Regions from separate parts of the Mus musculus genome. Here region 2 is linked to region 1. The links are chromatin loops, found by intact Hi-C in ENCODE. Cell type or tissue: gastrocnemius. All regions are shown on one strand. Each heading gives the region's core, and the rest is flanking DNA. Links, peaks and the distances in the headings are about the cores only. Region 1 overlaps Prkch (protein kinase C, eta). Region 2 has its middle 18 kb from the start of Hif1a.

Region 1 (9,688 bases), core at 534-8,533:
AAAAAACACAAAATCTGGAAAGTCCTGCAGAGATTGCTCAGCAGTTGAGAGCACTGGTTGCTCTCCCAGAGGACTCAGGTTCAATTCTCAGTAGCCACACGGTGCCTAACATGGTCTATAACTCCACTCCCAGGAATGCTAATGCCCTCTTGTGGCCTCTGCCAGGTACCAGACATGCATGTAATGCACAGATATAAATGGAAGTAGAACACCCATACACACAAAATAATTAGAAAAATTAAAACGCAAACAAGACTGAACTTCGACTATGACTGCACTAATTTTTAAAAACACAGTAACAGTTAAATCTTGGAGGTTTTATCATATTGGCATACATCTAGCTGCTTCATTTTTAATAGCTGTAGAGTATTCTGTATTAAGAACATATTGTGCCAAGCACAGTGGATTATGCTGTTAATCTCAGTTCTTGGGCTTCAGGGGCAGGCAAGCAAACCTCTGTGGTTTCAAGGCCAATCAGGCAGCCAAGGCTGTATATTTAGACTTTATCTATCTATCTATCTATCTATCTATCTATCTATCTATCTATCTATCTATCTATCCATCCATTCATCCATCCATCTATCCCTTGTCTCTGCGTGTACGTACGTACGTGTGTGTGTGTGTGTGTGTGTGTGTGTGTGGTTAATTACCTATCTGGTTTTTTATTTCAACCCATCTTGCCACAAGTCCCCGTGTACTTTCATTTTTGCATGTTTATAGAGCATTTCTACGTGGCATATTATTGGAGGTAGTATTGCTCAGGAAACTCGAGCATTTAAGATTTGGACGGAGTCCAGTGGTGCTTACCTCTATGGTAGTTAACATGGCGGCTGACATTTTATGGTCTGCCTTCTAGGCACTGTTCTGACAGCTTTGTGTGTACTGTCGTATTTAATCTGTGCAGTGACCCTGTGCAGTAATAAAGTTTCAGTGGGCATAGAGATTCCTAGGACTTACAGCTGAAGTCTTCATTAGCATCCCTGGTGGTTGTTTTTTGTTTTTGTTTTTTTCCCCCCTCTTCTATTAAAGGTCTGATGTTTGGCCACAGGGTGGCAGTCGTGACTGTAAAGTGGCCTTGATTTCTCACCACCTGAGCAGTGACAGTCTGGAGCATTTTTAAAGGTTGTGGGTTACAGGTGCTGGCTCCCAAACAAAGAAGGAGGGGAGAGGAATGCTCTGACCTTCAGGTTAGAGGGTGAAAGGAGTGATGGGAACCAAGAAGCAAATGAGTTCTTCACATGGCCAGGTAGAGACAGGGTCTTCATTTCACTCTGGGAAATTATGGGACTCAAGTGTTATTCTTCCATCTGGAAATATCCTCCATGTCTACCCCTATCTCCTGTAAAGCTGGCTATAAAGGACTGGAAATGCTAGTCACTACGAGGAACGGTAAACTTGGATGGCTCTAGCTACTTGACTCTGCAAGCCATGGCCCCTCAAGTGAGGAGTCGGGTGCTAACTGTGGCCTTCTGTCCTCTGAGTAGCTCATCTAGTTAGGGCACTGGAGTTTTCCCCAAATGGCCTGGCAAATGACATTTCATTGGGAGAGTCCATGTTCAGTAACGTGAACTCCCTCATGTCTGGCCCTGTGGAATCTCTATTGCTGAAGCCCAGAGATGGGAGGAGCTCACTAAGGTCCTCTTGGCTTGGTAGTGTTGGAGACAGGGTTCAGGTATAGGCCAGGCTGACTCTGACCCATGGGTCATGTGCAGTCTCACATCAGCTACTGAAGCATCTGCCTGGAGAGATGGAAAAGCATTGCCCTTGGGACTGTCCACTCAAGTTCTCTTCGGTGACCCTAGGTCGAAATGCTGAGTCTGTTGTCAAAGTCTTTTCTGCGTTTCTCCAAGTCCTGGTCTCAGAAGTGAGACCTCTGTGAGGATCCAGTGGGAAGGTAAAGAGACTGACTACTCACAGGTCGGGGCCGCAGCTAGCTGCCCGAGCCTCGGTGGATGACGCCACAGCCATGTCCATATGGGCACACTGCTGGAGTTAATGGATTATTGGGGAGGGAGATTTGAAGCTAGAAGAAAAATATATTGAGGGGCCTGGTGAGAGGGAATGGGAAACAGATATGGTTAAAATGCATTGCACACGTCTATGGAATTTTCAAGGAATAACAATTCTTTTTAAAAGCTAAGGCTGTTCCGTGATGAACCCACTTCCCCACACCAAGCAAGGGCAACGTCCCAGAGCTCCCCCCTCTAAACCATAAAGTGGGAGTTTAGGAGCTCCTTCTGTTCCTACCAAAAATAAAACAAAAAGCAATTTTCAAACACTAGATACTTTATCAAGCTTTCTGCATAGGTTAAAAATCCCTAAACTCTTTGGCTCATATCTCTCCTTAAATGTTACTGTTAGAAATAAGTGAGAAATCGCAGACCTTCTGATAGCGTCAGGAATTCCAACACTTTGTGAGTAATTGTCTTTATCTTCACCTGTAAAAGCTGTTAGGTCTGCTGGTTTTATTTTCATTGTGTAGCCAACAGACACAATACAATAATACGATAGATGTTGTATGTAAAGATGCTTGATTTGGGTTGGTGAGGGGTGGTGGGTAAAGGCACTTGCCTTGAGCCTGATGGCCTGATGAATTTGATCCCTGGGACCTACAGAGTGGAAGAAAAGAACCAAGTCTCTAAAGTTGTCCTCTAATTGCCTTGCATCTGCTGTGGCATACATGCATTCACATATAAAGACACACACACACAAACAAATGAATAAATGAATGTTTTTAAAAATGCTTAAACCTTAAAGATGGTTAATATATATTATTAGTCCATTGCTGATAGTCTTTGATTGACAGCTCCCTAGCTCCTACCCTCAGCCCTGGCATCCATCCTTTGCTCCTGGGAGTTCTTTAGATTTGATTTTCTATGCCTGGTTTATTTCACTTAATCTTCTCCAGATCCATCTGTGTTGCCACACATGCCAGGGTTTCCTCCCGTCTTAAGGTTGAACGATGGCTCATTGTGTATCCACCCCACATTTTCTGGGTCCATCCATCCATATCTCTGTCCATCCAGCCATACGATGATAATGTTGCCGTGAACAGGGCGTGCAGTTCTCTTTTCAATCATCTTGCTTCTGACTTCAGACTTCTTGGATATAAACCGAGCTTGTGGAACTGTTGGTTGGATCATACGCATATTCCATTTTAACTTTTGAGGCGTCTCCATTTGGATTTGGGCGGTGGTTGACGGACTCACAGGCCCAGTGTCTGTGCACACGGATGGATGGGCCTTCTTTCCTTCCTGTGTTGCTGGAGCTCAATTCCTTTCATCCTTTTAATAGCAGCTCCAGCAGGGAAAAGCCACCTTGGGGTGGCTTCAGTTTGCATTTCTCTGATGGTTAGTGGCCATCATTTCTCTTAAATGTATCTATTGGCCACTTATACTTCTTGTTTTGAGAAATATCTATTTAGATCTTTTTCTTTGTTTTAGATTTTGGAGTTATTTATTTTCTTATCATCTGAGTTAAGTTGAAATGACCTGAGCTTTCAGCAAAGGGAAAACACTTAATGTACTAATTGAAGTGGGTGTTCTTCCAGATGTGATGGCTCAGACCTGGAGTCTCAGACAGGCTATGAGAGGTAGAGTCCAGGAGTTCCAGATCCACTAGGTCACTTAAAAAAATTCAAAAGTATTGGATATCAGACATTGTCATCAGCACCTAGCATGCATGACTAATGGCATGTTGTCGCTCCATAAGATAGACTCGGTTATTATCTTTGCTTTGTCTGTAGTTCAGAGAAACATGGAAATAATAAAACACTCCCTCACACCCAGCACTTTTAAGAAACCGTAGAACTAGAAGGTTCCAGGAAAGGATACAGTACTTACAAAGATGAGTGGTTTGTATCCATATCAAGTTCTGGCCAAGACAGCAAAGTGGCTCTCCATTCCCTACAAAGGCACCAGCCAGAAATGATGATAAAAATCTCATCAGGACAGTAGCTGAGTGGCGGAGTTGCTGGGTTGGTACACAGTTTTCAAATGCATGTTTTGTTTTGTTGTTTTAAACAACAGAGCTAGTGAGAATAAGGCATTTTTTAGCCAAGGAACACTTGGTTACAAGGGACCCGTGTCACAAATCTAGCACATGCTGTTGTCCTCGGTGCTTTGAAGCTGACTTTGCTTCCGGGTCCTTTCATCTTCATTGGGGCTGTCAGCCTATTGGCATTTATGGCCTGGAATGGAGGCCCACCGCCTTTCTTCCACAGGCTTCCCGCTTGAGTAAGAAGAGCTTTCAGCTGAGGCCAGGCAGAGAAAACTGAGCTTCAGAGAGGCAGATAGGTGGGGTAAGAGGCCAGCCAGAGGGAGAGGCTGGAGGAGGGAGAAAGGAGCAAAGACAGAAAGCAGCCTCCCAGGAAGGGGTTGGGGGAAGCAGCAAAGTCAATATTGGTCAGATGCCCCAGTCTTTGTTCAGAGACCCAGTTTATCTGAGCAGGCCTTCTGCTTCAAAAATACAGGACATCCTGTGTCCAAAACCTAGAAGAGGGCTGTACCGAGGTCCCTCCTCACTCCTTAGGAATTCAACTCTGTTTACCTCTGCTTCTCTAATGGCTGTAGACCACAGAGGCTCCCAGGGACAGGAAGGACAGGACCGGCCCCTTGCTGTAGGTTTCCTCAGAGCCTGGGCTGCTAGACTTCCTGGGTCAGTCCTGAAGATGGAGCTCGAGACAGGCCAGAGGGATCTGCTGCTCCTAGCTGGCGGAGGAGTAGCAGCAAAGCCCAGCCCCAATTGCAGAAGGCGAGATTGTTCAGAATCTGTGCACACAGGCACAGGACGCTCTCAGCAGACGCTAAGGATGTCAGGGAAGTGACTTGGTAACACAAGGGCAAGAGAGCGTTGCTTCCTCTGTATTTTCCTCTCCATTGTTGTCATATTAGTTATTAGTAAAGCAGAATATGTAGAGGTGAGAAAGGGGTTATTATTCCACCCCCCTTTGGGGCAGGTAATAACAAGGGAACCTTGAGTTAAAGTTTGGGCTCTGGCTTTCCTAGCACTTGGTGTCTTTAAGAAGTTCTTTATTTCCTAGTTTGCCTAGTTAGGCATCTCCAGTCCAAAAAGAAAGAAAGAAAGAGAGAGAGAGAGAGAGAGAGAGAGAGAGAGAGAGAGAGAGAGAGAGAGAGAGAGAGAGAGAGAAGAAAGAAAGAGAAAGAGGAAAGGAAAAGGAAAGGAAAGAAAAGAAAAGAAAAGAAAAGAAAAGAAAAGAAAAGAAAAGAAAAGAAAAGAAGAGAAAAGAAAAGACTGCCTTTCTCCCTAGTGAGTAAAGAGCCTCTAGAAGGAGTCCCTTGTGGGGAGGGAGCTGCATACACAGGGCAGGGGCAGATTAGCCACAGCCCACAGTCCACAATTTACTGAGCCAGTCCCAAGTGCATCCTGAGGTGCTACCATCAGCTGGATTGGGAAGGAGGCACACTCAGCTCCCATCATGCCATCATCTCCCTGTGCTCTGATACTCTGCCATCCTGGTCAAGGAGAAGAGACCCCCCAAGGCTACAGGCTAGGAGAGAAGAGGAGAAGACAAAGGAGATGATGGTCTGTCTGCAGAGGCCTCTGCTAGCATCAGTGTGCCTGGTTGATCATTGTTGGAGTCTGAATGTGTCCGTTCTGCAGGATGGGCAGGTGCAGAAGCTGGAAGTTCACTGAAGTGCACTCTGGATGCTTTACTCGTTCTTGCTGCCCCAGAAAGTGCACACTGCTATCTGATAAATACCTGTTGGGCAAAATGTCTTGCAGTACTCCAAACAATCCCAGAAGGTGAAGATGTTTGCATCCTCCTTGGAACAGTTTGCACAGCTGAGCTCCAGAGAGGTTAAACAATCTATCCTGGATCACACAGCAAGGGGCTACCTGAAAGTATGTGGCTTCTTGCCTGGGTTATGCCGTTCTATGCCATGCCTGTTACACTGTAGCAAGCAATCTCCCCTCTGTGCAGTATATACATCTGAAAAGAAAGGGGTTGTTAGAAAGAATTGTTCTTGTGTACCATATGTGTTTTCTGGCCTTTTCTGAAACACCCAAGGATATTTTCCTCTGCTCTCTCTGGAACTAGGTTTCTTCCTTTCCTTGAGCAATGACTACTTCTCATGCCATGTGGTCTGCTTCTGGGTCATTTGTTCTCGTTTGCCTTTGGCTCAGATGGAAATAGAAAACAAACTAGAACATGGCATTGGTGTTCTCCAGCTCTGTTTGCTTCCAACCTGTCAGCATGCTCCATCTTTCTCTCAGGCTGGTAGCTATGGACATAGGTCCACGGGTGAAATTCAGATGTCTGGACCAAGTTGTGTGAGCTTACTTCCTCAACCGACAATCCCTGGGGATGGTGTTCAGAGGACCATCTCCAGGCACAGGATTTGGGTTTCTGATCTCTTGGGCTACTGGGTCACATGGTCTTGATTATGAATGGGGTTGGGTGGGTGGGGGAGTCAGAAGGTGAAACTGTTTCTCTTCCCCCGTGTCTCGATTGGTCCACAGGCTACTAGGTGTGTCTAGAGTTAAAACCGTTGTCCTCGAGGTTGTTTAACTATAATTGGCTTGTTTACAGCTGTCACCACCCCTGACATTCTGGAGGGTAAGCAGCCCCTATACTTTTACATCTGGACAGATGTTTTGTGGCACCGGGTGTCATTTCCTTTGAAGTCCCCAGTCTTCACCAGGGTTAGCCTTAGTCATGTGTGCTCACAGTGACTGGTAGTGTTGGAGCTGGTGATTGCATAGTTACAGGTTGTTCACTACAGTAGGTCAAGTTGCCAATCCTCTGCCCTTTCAAGTTCAAGTACCAAGACTTCTGCTGTTTTAGCTGAAAAGGGGGGAGTCTGGTGAAATCCCTGTCCTTCTTCTTGTTCTAAAGGAAGACTGGCACTCATGAAGTGACAGTGAGAAATTGAACTCATGTACTAAGTTCCGGATCCTGTGGAAGCTCCAATCCATGTGCTGGGCTTTCTGCAGAACTTCAGTCCCCAACCAACTAACACTGTAGTTTTTGCAGTGCCTGCAGGTAGTACCTGGGAGGTTGGGTAAGCACTCACCTTGACAGACATGGTTATCCAGGGAGGATCTGAGGCTGTAAGTCTGTAGGTGGAGTGAGTCGACCCCACCCTGTAGACAGTTATGCAGTTGTAAAAACCAGACTTTCTTGGGTAGCAACCATGGGTTCTCATGTGTTCTAGTTTTGAAATACTTGAGTTTCTTGTTAATACTTCATCACTGGTTAGAACTGGGTTATGACTGTTTCTCATGGGCCCCAGAAATAGCCAGTGCCGGTCATAAGTAGAAACAGCCTTGTTGCAAGGCTTAGCTTACGGTAGAAGGCAGGAAAGCATTCATTCACTCAGCCCTTGTAACATGGAGTGTCTGTGATATGAAGCCCACCCTGAGAAGACAGTAGGGGACAAAGAAGAACAGGCTCTGCCCTGTGTAGCTGCTCTAGGAATCTGTAGGCCTGAAGCTGTCCTATGTGGGTAGACTCAGCAAGTGACCAGTCATTCCTCGGAGGTTGTTCTTGGATTTCTACTTTGGTCAGGCTCAGAAAAGCCACATGTTTGGGAAGGCGTATAGGGAGCTGGCCTTGAAGCTATATTTGTGTGTCCAATGCACTCTTATTTATGTGGGGTAGAATGAATTTGGTATCTGCTGATTATTATTAAGAAGGCATGATCCAAACCCCACATCACTCCCAGCTGGTGATTGGTGCTGTATTAATTGAGTAATTGACAGGCCTAAGTCAGGAGGCAGCATAGGAGGAGTCGCAGCCCTAGCTAGCTTGTCTGCTCACCTCCATGTTTGTGTGTTCCCCTCGCACTGGCATCTCCTGTTCCAGGCCACAGGGAGGGACATTTGTCTACCTCCCTGCCCACTCCCAAGTAACCTCCTGAGCCACCAAGACCCCGTTGTACTGCTCTTTTGTAAGACTCCTTTTCCTGCTTTCTGCTGTCAGTCAGTACCGCCCTGGTCCCTGGAGGGCCACCCAGGGTGTTTCTGCCTCTGATCTGTGGGAGGCTTCCTGCTTGCAGGACTCTTCCTGCTCTTCAGCAGAAGAGCCCGCTATATTGTGAGCTCACCCCTCCCCAGCTCTGCCCTGTCGTGGATCTCTCAGGACCTGGGAAGGGGGTGTTGGAACTCTTCCCAGCGTCTCTTCATTTCATCCTCAAGGTTTATGACATCTTAAATGTTAAAATGATGTAGAATATAATTCCCCGTCAAAACAGGAGTGCCAATCAGCCGCCCTCCCTTCCCTTTCTTTGCAGCGCTCCTTGGAAAGCTACTGTGGCATTTTGCTGCTCTGTCAACTCTCTCCCTCCCTGGGGAACACAGAACCATGCTCTCTTTGGTTTTCTCTGAGGAGACACGGGGTAGGGATGAGCCACTGTCCACACCGTCTAAGCCAACATCCATCTACTGCTGGTGAAAGCTGCTTAGGGTTAGGTCAGGAAATGCAGGCAGCGCATAAGGCAGAGTTGGTCTACATTTCTCTTCTGGAAGCCTATAAAATGTGGGCCTGCCATTCACCCGACTAACTCCTCTTTATTAGGGCTTTAGGACAGATCTGCAGAGAAAGTTCCTTTCCACACGGCTCAGAACATCACCCCTAATGCATGACCCATCTCAGGGCCGGTGAGCTATTATGGTTGTAGTGAACCATAAATAAAATGCTCGCACAGCGCCATGTCATGGGCCCTCTTTTAACACACGGTGGGATACGCCTCTCTTGGAGGGCTGCCCTGTGCATTGTAGCAGCATCCTAGGTATAGACTCATTCAGTATCAGTTGTGCCCTTGAGTTAGTACCATGTATTCCCTGAGGAATCTGCCTTGGCTGGACGCTGTGGCCCTGCGTGACTGTCCAGTGATGTCCTCAGTGTCTGGCCTCACAGCCTAGAGGACTGTTTCTCACAGGGAAAGTGAAGTGGGCCCTTGTAAGAGTGTATATGAACCAGCAAGATGGCTCAGTGGGTAAAGGTACTGACCACTAAGCCCAGCTACCTGAGTCCTGGAACCCACATGGTAGAAGGGGAGAGCTGATTCCAAAGTTGCCCTTTGACCTCCACATGTGCTCCGCGGCATGAGCCTGCCCACACACATGTGAACACATGCAAAAATATATAAAATGTTTTATAAAATATAAAAAGCATGTGTATGATTGGAAAGGCCGTCATTACTGTCAGTGTCTGCTCTGTGGCACTTCCTGGGACTTACATGGCTCCTGAACTGGGTGACAGCAAGGGTTTGTTCAGTGTGGGTGAGGACCTGGCTCATACCCCGCTGGCTCTCTTTAGCCTAGAGTTCTGCTGCACAACAAGGCAGAGGTCTCCAAGGAGCCAAGTATGAGTTCACTAAATGTATTTTAAGTGGATTGTGTCAAACACAGAGTGGGAGGCGTGTATAGCTTCTCTTGTTTTGATATTTAATGATCATCTTTTCACTTTATCAACAAAACATCGAACTGGTGCTTTTTTTTTTTTTTTTTTTTTTTTTTTTTTTTTTTATGAAAGCCACTGCCTCCACTGTTGGAAAGCCTCAGGGAGGCCCGCTGTGAGTCGGAACCCCAACTTTCTTGTCCAGGGTATACAAGGTTAGATTTCAGAAATGGATGATCAAACCTTTGGAAGCATTTCCCAACTGGTATGGAAATATCTGCGAGTGATAACATGAGTGTGCTTTGAGAAAACTTGTAGTTTTTC
Region 2 (9,688 bases), core at 730-8,729, 180 kb after region 1:
GTCCAAGCCGGCCGCGCCATTACCAGCCTCGCTCTCACCGCACACATTCATAACTGAGTGTTACGTTTTGAGTGTGAGATGCCCCCCACCCACCCAGACTCATATTTTTTAACGTGTGCTCCTACTGGTACCCTAGTGGTACTAGTTTAGAAGGTGGTGAGTCTTTAGACGGTGGGACCTCGTGGGAGGAAGTGGATCATGGCTCCCTGACTATGTCATAAATCATTGCTGCGGAGTCCCGCCCCCACGGAGCCACCTGCTGCCATGACTTCCCCGCTGTAAAAAAACAAAACAAAACAAAACAAACAAACAAACAAACAAAACAAAAAGCTATACTCCCCCCAAATATGAGCCAGAATAAACCCTTCCCATTTAAAATGGCTTCTTTCAGGTAACTAGTCAAGAAAAGCCACAACCTACGCCTCTTATCGTTCTCACAGCGCAGACACATCTCTGAATCAGCCGCAGCTCAGTGACGGCTGCCAACCATGCTCAAGTCAGAAGCGTGGACCTCATCCGTGACTCCTTGTCTCCTTACTCTGACAGTGGGCTGCCGAGCCCTTTGACCTCTGTGTCCTTAGTCTGACACAGCCTGTTATCTTCCTTCCCAACCTCACAGTGGTCTCTCAGCTCGCCCTCATCCTTAACAGCAACTTCCTCACCCATCTCCGATTAGCATTATATATTAGTCTCCTTATAGTTCATATACACATAGCAATTTTTTTAATTCTCTCATATATCACATCTGGACCTCAGTTTCCCCCTCCCCTCCCCTCCCCTCCCCTCCCCTCCCCTGAGAAACAAGCAGGCCTTCCAAGGACATTAACCAAACACGACATAACAAGCTACAACAAGACCAGACACGTTCCATCAGATCAAGGCTGGACAAGGCAACCCAGGAGGAGGAAAAAGGGTCCTTTAAGTAGGCAAGAGTCAGGGACAGTCCCCTGCTCCCACTCTTAGGATTCCTACAAAGATACCAAGCTATTCAACCATAATGTATAGATCAGACCCCTGCAGGCTCTCTGATCTCTACGAGTCCCCATCAGTCCTGGCCAGTTGACTCTCTCTGCCCAGAACAATTTTTATAAAGAGTAAGTTGGGTGATGCCAGCCTCTTGCTTAAGTCCTCCATTCATATATTGACCCCTTCTTCTTTCAGCCTTCTTCACTTGCTCCTTCATTCAAGAAGTGTCTATTCTGTCAGAGAGTGATTGGAAAAGGCTCAGGGATATTCGCTACTCTGAGTAGGCCAAGCCCTCTTTACCCTACAGCCCAAACCTCATTCCCTTCCTCTCTTCTCTTCCCAGCCACTCCCTGTAGGCCCCATTATTTAAGCCTAACTTAGTCCAATTTCTTTTCTTCACAATGAAGATGAATCTTTTTCCAAATAATCATCTCTCACCCTTCAAGTCTGGACTTGAGTGCTTTCTCTGTGTCCCCGTGCATGCTTCTTTTGTGAGCTAATTGTGCCTTATTATAACTGCGTTTACTGTCTCATTCCCAAAGTGGCATATAAATTTCCTGAGGACAAGAGCCCTATTTTATTCAGAACATGTTAATTACCTAGTACATTCTGCGCATATCATACCTTCCAACCCTTTGTTAATTCAATTAACTCCTAAGTGCACAATGTTATGGGGGATGCCCTTATAGGATGCCTCACCCAGACCCAAGAGGCGGTAAAGTGGTTGGGACTCAGGTTGGAGAAGACTTCTCTGAGAAGGTACTATCTAAACCATATTGGGATGGCTACAGTGGAGACGGTGTTGGAGTTTAGGAGGTGGGGGAGAAGGAAGGGGAGGAGGCTTGATGGTTACCAGTGGGGCGGGGCAGATGATAAAGTCCAAACATGGGAGCCGAGATTAGTGCTGGGGGGCAGGGAAGGCATCTCTTGCTAGGCAGAGAGAGATAAGGAGAGGAGCAGCTGCCGCTGGCTTTGTCGAGGGGGTTGCAGGGACGTCCCGCAAGTTCTTCTCCAAACACCTCAAGTTTTGGTGTGAAGGGTTGGCATTCGTGGCTGCTGAAAGGGATGGGGAAAGATGAAAGCCTAAGCAGCCACTAAGAGGTCTGGAACCACCCAGGCAATATTACTTCTATCCATACCGAAAATGTTGACCAAGTTTCTGGGAATTCGAAAACTAGAAGGTAGAAAAACAAGTAACGCTATACTGAACATAAGTTAATCTTTTTAAAATTTCTAATTTTGTGGGGAGGGGCTCCTCAAATGATGGTGAGATTGTCTCCTGATACATCCACTGTAATTGGAAACGCCACACATTGTTAAGGATGCTGAATACATACAACCAACTATGCACCATACCGTAGCACCATAGCGGCACGGTACACTGGAGCCTGTTGGTTATTCTTCTCATGAGCAGGGGACTATTTGGCGGTTGTGATTTGATGTTGCTACTCAGTCTTACAGGAGAGACGTGTGTGACAAACCACCAGCCTGGCAAAGGTCAAAATCCTCAGTGGGGTTTCTGTTGAATATGTACTACTTTAAAAAAAAAACAAAAGGATTTATTAACTTTATCTTATGTGTGTGACTATTTGGCCTACATCTTTGTGTGTGCACCACATGCATGCCTGATGCCCACCAGGGTCATAAGAAGGAGTTAGATCCCTCAGAACTGAAGTTACAGATGGATGTAAGCTACCACGTCAGTGCTGGGAATTGAACCTGGGTCCTCTGTAATACCAGACAGTTCTCCTAACCACGAGCCATCTTTTAGGCCTGGAATATGTATTGCTTTTACACATTTTTACTTTGTAAAAGCAAAAGGCTGCTAGGTCAAGTCATTGTAAGTCATAGCTATACTTACAAATATCAGCAAGGTGACGTCATCACCCCGAAAGCATGAAAGGAGGACAGAAAGTTCTGGTTGTGGAAGCTTCTGGGGGAAAGAGTCATACCACTCCTCTGTAAGCAAATAACATCCTGTATACCAGGAAAAAAAAACCCAACTTTTCTCCTACATCGCTTTCAGCAATCTACTTCTGACATCAGACATGTAGGAAGAACAACTTGCTTTTCTTCTTCTCTATATTCACACTCAACACGAAACACATTTGTGGCCAAAATGGATGAGAATTTACCCATGCCAGCCAGATTTTGGCCACTAGTTAGGAATTCTACACTCGACGCTGACACCATGTGACAGCATCAGACACCAGAGGTGAAGGGTTCAACCTCACAAGACTGCTTGCTCCCTGTTTCATCCACAACAGTCCCCAGATTGCTTCTGTGCCAACAACCTCTCAGAGGTTCCCACAACTCCCTCCTTACATTCAACAATTTGTTGGAGTGGCCAACAGAACCCAGGAAATGGTTTATTTACTATTACTCACTTAGTACAACAGATTTTTTTTTTAAGTACTACACATGACCAGCCAGATGAAGAGGTTCGGTAAAGCAAGGTTCAGAAGAGTCCCAAGGCAGGGGCTTCTGTTTCTTTGGATCTGATGTGTGGTGCCCTCCTGGAACATGGACATCTTTACCAACAGGGAAGCTCTTTCAACTTCACACTTTAGGAACTTAATAGAGGCTTGCCATCAGCAGGATCAACTATTAACTCAGCCTGTAACTCTTCTTGCCTTCTTGGAGGATGGGGCAGAAGTTGGCAGAACATCCTCAACTTCTAATCCTGCATGATATTTCTTTGGACCAATGACAAGAGTCACTTTGTAGGAATGCAAGATGCTCTTATCCAGGAGATCCCAGGAAATGGGTGGATCTGTGTCAGAAACCAGGCTCAGAGGCAGAATATTAGAACAAAAGAGCCACCAAGTACCCCAATCACTCAGGAAATTACAAGGATTTCAGGAGCTCTGTGGCAGGAACCAGGTCAGAGACCAAGTATATATTTTTATTTAACCCCACTCATTGTTTACAGATAAGAATCTGGAGTTCCTATGATGATGACTCCAGAGCCTGACCTGAAAAGAAAGGTTTCGGCCACAGTCGAGTGGATCTTAATTTTTATGATTAGCATGCAAGAGACTTTTGGTAGGCCTAAGTAGTGTGCTAGAGGTTCTGGCCTCAAAGTAGTGTTTTTGAGGATGTTCTTGTGAGAGGTATTCAAATAATTTTTTTTTTAATTTACAGAGCTTCTACATACAAAGCCATTAAATCCCCCAGGGCTAAGAATTCATTGCAGTCGGTACACACACACACACACACACACACACACACACACACACACTCCAATCCTGAACCACAGAGGCTTGAATTCAGGTCAATCTCTTCTATAAGTCAAGTTCTTCAGGATGGATAATTATGAAATAAAGTTAAAAGTCTCACTTTATAAAAATGAGTAGTAACAATGTATTAAAATGTATTTTTTTTAAACATTAAGACCAGCATAACTTCAGAGAGATCTCTCTTTGTGTGAGAGTTAAGAAACCCTTGTGCTTCTGACCTCTCTGAACTTTCATGTCCTCCTCTGCTTCCTCCTCCTGTTTCCCCCTGGGGGGTGGGGAGTGTGAATCAATCCACTTTGCACTTAGAGATAAATACTTGTACTTCTCTGCAGCTCTCTGCTACTGCTCTTTATATGTTTGTACAAAAAAAAAAAAAAAAAAAAAAGAAACTTCTTGAAACATGAACGAGCCTATAGACATTTATTTACCAAGGATTGACAACAGAAGTGTTATGGACAAAGTTTGCAATTGTGACCACCAGGTTGCTAAGCTCAGTCAGTCTGGAGATTTGGGTTATGTTCTAGCATAGCTGCTGAGATTGGCTTTCCTGGAAATGTACTTGGAATCCAAAGGTTACAGTCAGAACGTTTCTTGAGCAGAGCTGTAAGGAGATGCACTTGTAAAGAGAAGAAGACAGACTTGTGGTGTGGGAGAAGCCATGGTACAGCCTGCTTGTCGCTGAGACTTCAGCTAAATAACAGGGAGCTCTTGAGCTGGGTTGACCTTGCCAAGTTGCCCCAGACTGGGAAAGCTGTGCCAATTCACCAGCAATCAGCTAACTACTACCCCACAGGAGGTTGCTAGAGAGAGGGCTACAAGCTTCCAGCCGATATTCTCAGCAGCCACCATTGAATATGCCAGTGACCAAGAAGGCAGAGTAGGCTACCATGTAGAGTCATTCCCAGGTGAATCTGAGTGAGCCCATCTCATGCTGGGCAGCTCCAGCTGCAGTATCACCTGAGGCCTTGTGGCCATGTGGTCTGTTTTACTGTGGCCACAAGCCTGCCAAGCAACTGTTTGGATGCTCTGTAGTTTTTACAGCCAAAGGTATGACCTCGTGCCAGAGCCTCCAGAAGCTATGCTGTGACTTCCATTTTAGAACTTGCCATGAACTTCAAATAACATTTTTCCACCCCAAATATTCCTCACATAGGCATTTTAAGGAATAGTGCTATGGACCACAATGAGGCAAAAGTGTATTCGTGAGTAGGAGAAAAAAAAATGCCTCTCGGATATTATAATGGTGTGATTCTCTAAAGTTCAATCCTATCTGATAATCTTATTTCTTCATATTTCATTTCTCTTACTGGGTTTCCTTGGGCATCAAAAGTAGCAACCTTGACACTGACCTCATGGAGAATGTCAGAAGGTACATGGAATCAGGCCTGCAGAGCAGACAAATGATGGCTGTGACCGGCATGCTTCCTCCTGTTGGTTGCTCTTTCTTGACCTTGAAGGCAAGATGTAGCTTCCTGTGCCGGATGGCTCCTACTGGAGGCCTGTTGCAGGCTTACTGAAAGCTATCTTCAATTCTTGGTGCTTTTTTCCCATGGGTTAGATTTTGAGAATGAAATAGGACTAGTTTTCAGCCAGGTGGTACGTGTCTATGTCCCAGCGTTTTGAGGCAGAGGCAGGTGGATTACATGGTCAAGGTCATGGAGACCTACAGGAGATAGAGTTCAAAAGCAACCTGAGCTACATGAAACCCTGTCTCAAAAAAAAAAAATTACACCAAGTACAAAAAGAAATATCAAACATACCTTACTATCAACAAATGACTGAGCCCACTCAGCTCTAATCACTGTTGTATGTTTTATACTGTGACGCTTCTTCTCTAACTGACCTTGTTCTGTCATTAAAACTCTTTGATATTTTGAAATGAAAATATCCTGATGATACGGAAAAATTCTAAAAAAAAAAAAAAAAAAAGACAATTCCAAAAATTTCAGATATAGTTTTAAAGAATGTAATGCTATTCCTCAGTGTAAGAGGCATACACCATGATGGAATAGTTGGGTCTTGACATCTTTTAGAAATCAATCTAAACCTTGGCCACACTCATACAATTGTTGAGACTGACATATGAATGTAGAGTCTGCAATCATGAAGCCAATCCAATGTCATAAAAGAGGAGCCTTTGGTCTGTGGCTAACTTTGGAGATATGTCTGGGAGTTGTCAGGTAACATTGAAAAGCAATTAACTGGCACATAACGAACAAAAATTTCCCATTGGGCTTGATCAAACAGCTCTGACAACAAATGTCTTCTAATGGCAACTGTTTGCTATTCCAGTGATGTCTGAGAGTGCAAGGAAGGGTGCCTGCCAATTCTTTAGGAACTAACAATGCTATAGCATCCATTTGGTTGAGCCAGGCTTGGTGCTACAGGGATGTAATCCACACACTGGCAAGACTAAGGTGGGGAGACTGGGCGCTGAAGGCAAGCTTGAACTGGAGAGTGAGGCCCTGTCTCAGAAAACAGAAAAAGTTTGGTCTGCTGAACCCTAAATAGGGAATTAGATGGTTTGAGAACAAACTATGGGAACTGTGTTTGAAAGCTCTTGCACTAAACTTTGTAGTACATCAACATGCTGAAAAATATATTAATTCACATCTCTGTCATTTTTACACTGTAGATAGAAAATGTGACTGCTTTTATAGACAATTCAGTGTTGATAGGAAACACTGTTCAATCCTCTTTCCACATACAGGGGTCTGATAATTTCCTGAAACCAACTGGCAGCAAGATTTGTAAAAACTTTGATAATTCATTGTTTAGGCAATGAAGAAAAATGCAGACTTAGCAGAGGGAACAAGCAAACACAAAATATCACTTATGGTTATGATTGCGTTTTTATCCGCTTGATGTGAATACTTAAGCAAAACTAATTTTGACAAGGTGCATCTCAGCAACCTTCAGTGGAAAACTGTTCAAGCATTTGGATGAAAAAATATTTCATGCTATACAGAAGCTAGAGAGACTTGATGGCTCATATAGGTTAGGGATTTCCAATATGCTGGAGTGGTAAGGCTTAAATAGTGCCCATATCCAGAAAACAATACTCACTGTCTTATAACCCAGTGCTGGATTGTAGTAGGAGCCCCCTCCTTCCACTTAGTCAGGAATTTCAACTCTCCAAAGTATTCTTGAGAAGCCCAGAGTGTCCCACATGCATTAGTTTGTTAGTCTAGGACATTCACTTTCTTAATGGACCTGGCTGCTGCCATGCGGGGGCTCTGCTAAATTAAATATCAGCTGGAGATAGGTTCCAGTGCTGCTTGACCCAGGCAGGGTCAAGGTACAGGGAGTCTCACTCCTGTAATCCCAGCCAGATCGTGAGGACTGTGCTAGCCTGAATTACAGGGCAAATTCCAGGTCAGCCTGATCTCCATAATTAGACGTCTCAAAAAATAAAAATAAAAATAAAAATAAAAAAATAGAATAGTAAATCTTAAAATGCTGTCACATTTAAAATTTTACATCAAATACAGTTCCTTGTCATGCACTGTCGTGCACTACTCAGTGGTCTTAACGTTTTGCCCCATTGCAAATATTCACAAAGTGAGAAAGGAACAGCCATATGCACTCTGCATCTAGGAGAGTCCCCCAGGGAGACTGCTTAAGCCCTAATGCCTTTAAAAACAAAACAGACTTACTCTGCTCAACTCCTTAGTTTTTGTAGCTGCATCCTATTATACCAAGACTGTTCCCTACAGGATAAATTGCTTGGAGAGTCAGCTCCCACTAGGCTCTTCTTAGCCTATAGGGACCTATCTATGCCTGAAATGTGATCATTAGCATTATTCCAATTATTTTTCCCTGAAAACGTATCAGTGTCTGCATAAATCAAATTAAACGGACTAGGTGCAAATGAATTCAGGCGACAAGGAAGTTGCCTGTATCTGTCCATAGCTGTGTTAGCCTACTTAGATCTCATCGTTACGGTCCCGTGATCTTTGTAAAAGATGGTGTGTGTCTGGAAGAGGAGACAAACTGTAACTAATAGTCTGAAGGCCCAGTCTTCTACAATTCCTCTTTTCCCACGTGTTCTCACTCTGTGGTCCAACTTCTCAGTGCATCCTGAGATAAACATTGTATTGAGGCTGTTTGAAAACCAATCAGGGAAACGCATGGGAAAGAATTATGAAAATATCCAATATTTTGATACCATGTGGAAGGTTTGGAATTTTGTAGTGTTAACCAAATTAATCTTGTCCACCTGTCCAGTTCTAACCTTTGCTGTGTGTTTCTGAATCTATGTCTCTAAGGACTATGTGGGATTATTTTATCTATTTATTGCTTTATTTATTCATTGAGTGGTCTTGGAATTGGGGCCAGAGCTCATCCTTCCTGCACAAGTGTCCCGCCACTGAGTCACACCTTTAACTGACAACAAACTATCGTAGAAGTGATTCATCTTAAGGGACTCTGTGATGATTTAGCTCAACTCCCTGACTTTTCAGCTGAGGAACATGATCCCCAAAGGAGGAAGGATCATTTAGATTGGGGTCCACAGAACCCAAGTTCCCGATCCACACAAGTGGTCACTTCCCTACATCACAGAGATGTTCTCCAAGACATTCTCTCTCTTTCGAGTTCTGGGATTATCTACACCAACAATTGTCCAACATGCTCATTCACTGGGTTTGCAAGGAAACTATGATATTTGTATACGATCCTTCACTTCCTGAGCTTCTACAATGTTCATGGAGCCCAGTACGAGAGCAACACAATGGTTTTCTATTGACCTCTTTCTGGGTAAGGCATTCTTTGGGAAACTGGGGATAGAGACAACTAGACCAACACATCACTGCATAACAGAGCCTATGCCCATTGCAACAGTAGACATAAAATAGCAAGAATATAGGGGATTAACATCACCTGCTCTCTGAAGCTTGCTTATAGGACCCACAACCTACTGGTCTGAACAATGTGCATATCTATTGCTTTCCCCACTCCCCTCTTGAGGTAATACACAAGCTTCACATTTCTAAGTAAAGGCTGCAGGTTAGACAAAATCTGCATGACCAACCAATGGACAGATGAAACGTAGCCAGATGGGGGCACATCAGAGAAAAGAACAGAGATTAGAAAAATGCTCAGGAGTAGAAATGCTCTTCACTGCTAATTAACTCAATAGAGGTGTTATTTATATACAATAAAACAGTTGTTATTTTATGTGAGTTCGACGTGTTTTGATGGATACACATACCACAGCACCGATATTACAGTGTTTTGAGAGGTGTTCCTATTTTCTAGCCACATAGTCTTGCCAGCTCCCTTTCCCTGCAGGCCCTAGGTTAACTACACTCTGAAATTGTCTTTGCTCCAGCAGCAAGTCTCAAGGAAGTGCTTCAGCACTTCAGACCTTGAGGCAGACACTTGACCCTAAACCTAGTTATGACAGACCTTGTTAATGGGATACAGGACAGGATCTGGAGAAATGTGACATAGACATGACCAGAAAGGTCCTGCTGCCTGGT

Evidence for each region. A loop is a pair of places that touch in the nucleus more often than their neighbours do. Peaks named below come from ENCODE experiments on the same cell type or tissue, not always from the same donor. Only the 100,000 strongest peaks of a DNase experiment are listed, where the experiment ranks them.
Region 2: it touches region 1 in a loop (2.2-fold over the local background); 16 of 42 quality-filtered maps call a loop at or near these places.

Annotation. Positions count from the first base shown.
Region 1 is chr12:73,704,421-73,714,108 of GRCm38, forward strand. The region is part of intron 9 of Prkch (protein kinase C, eta); the gene reads left to right. Among named protein-coding and RNA genes, the nearest start is that of Gm34189, 73 kb to the right of the region's middle. In gastrocnemius, for the core only: CTCF peaks have their summits at 1,042 (motif pointing right) and 4,677 (motif pointing right); DNase peaks (open chromatin) are centred at 1,068 and 4,691; H3K27ac peaks cover 460 bases.
Region 2 is chr12:73,885,302-73,894,989 of GRCm38, forward strand. No RefSeq gene overlaps it. Among named protein-coding and RNA genes, the nearest start is that of Hif1a, 18 kb to the right of the region's middle. In gastrocnemius, for the core only: no CTCF peak of the experiment used is centred there; a DNase peak (open chromatin) is centred at 4,964.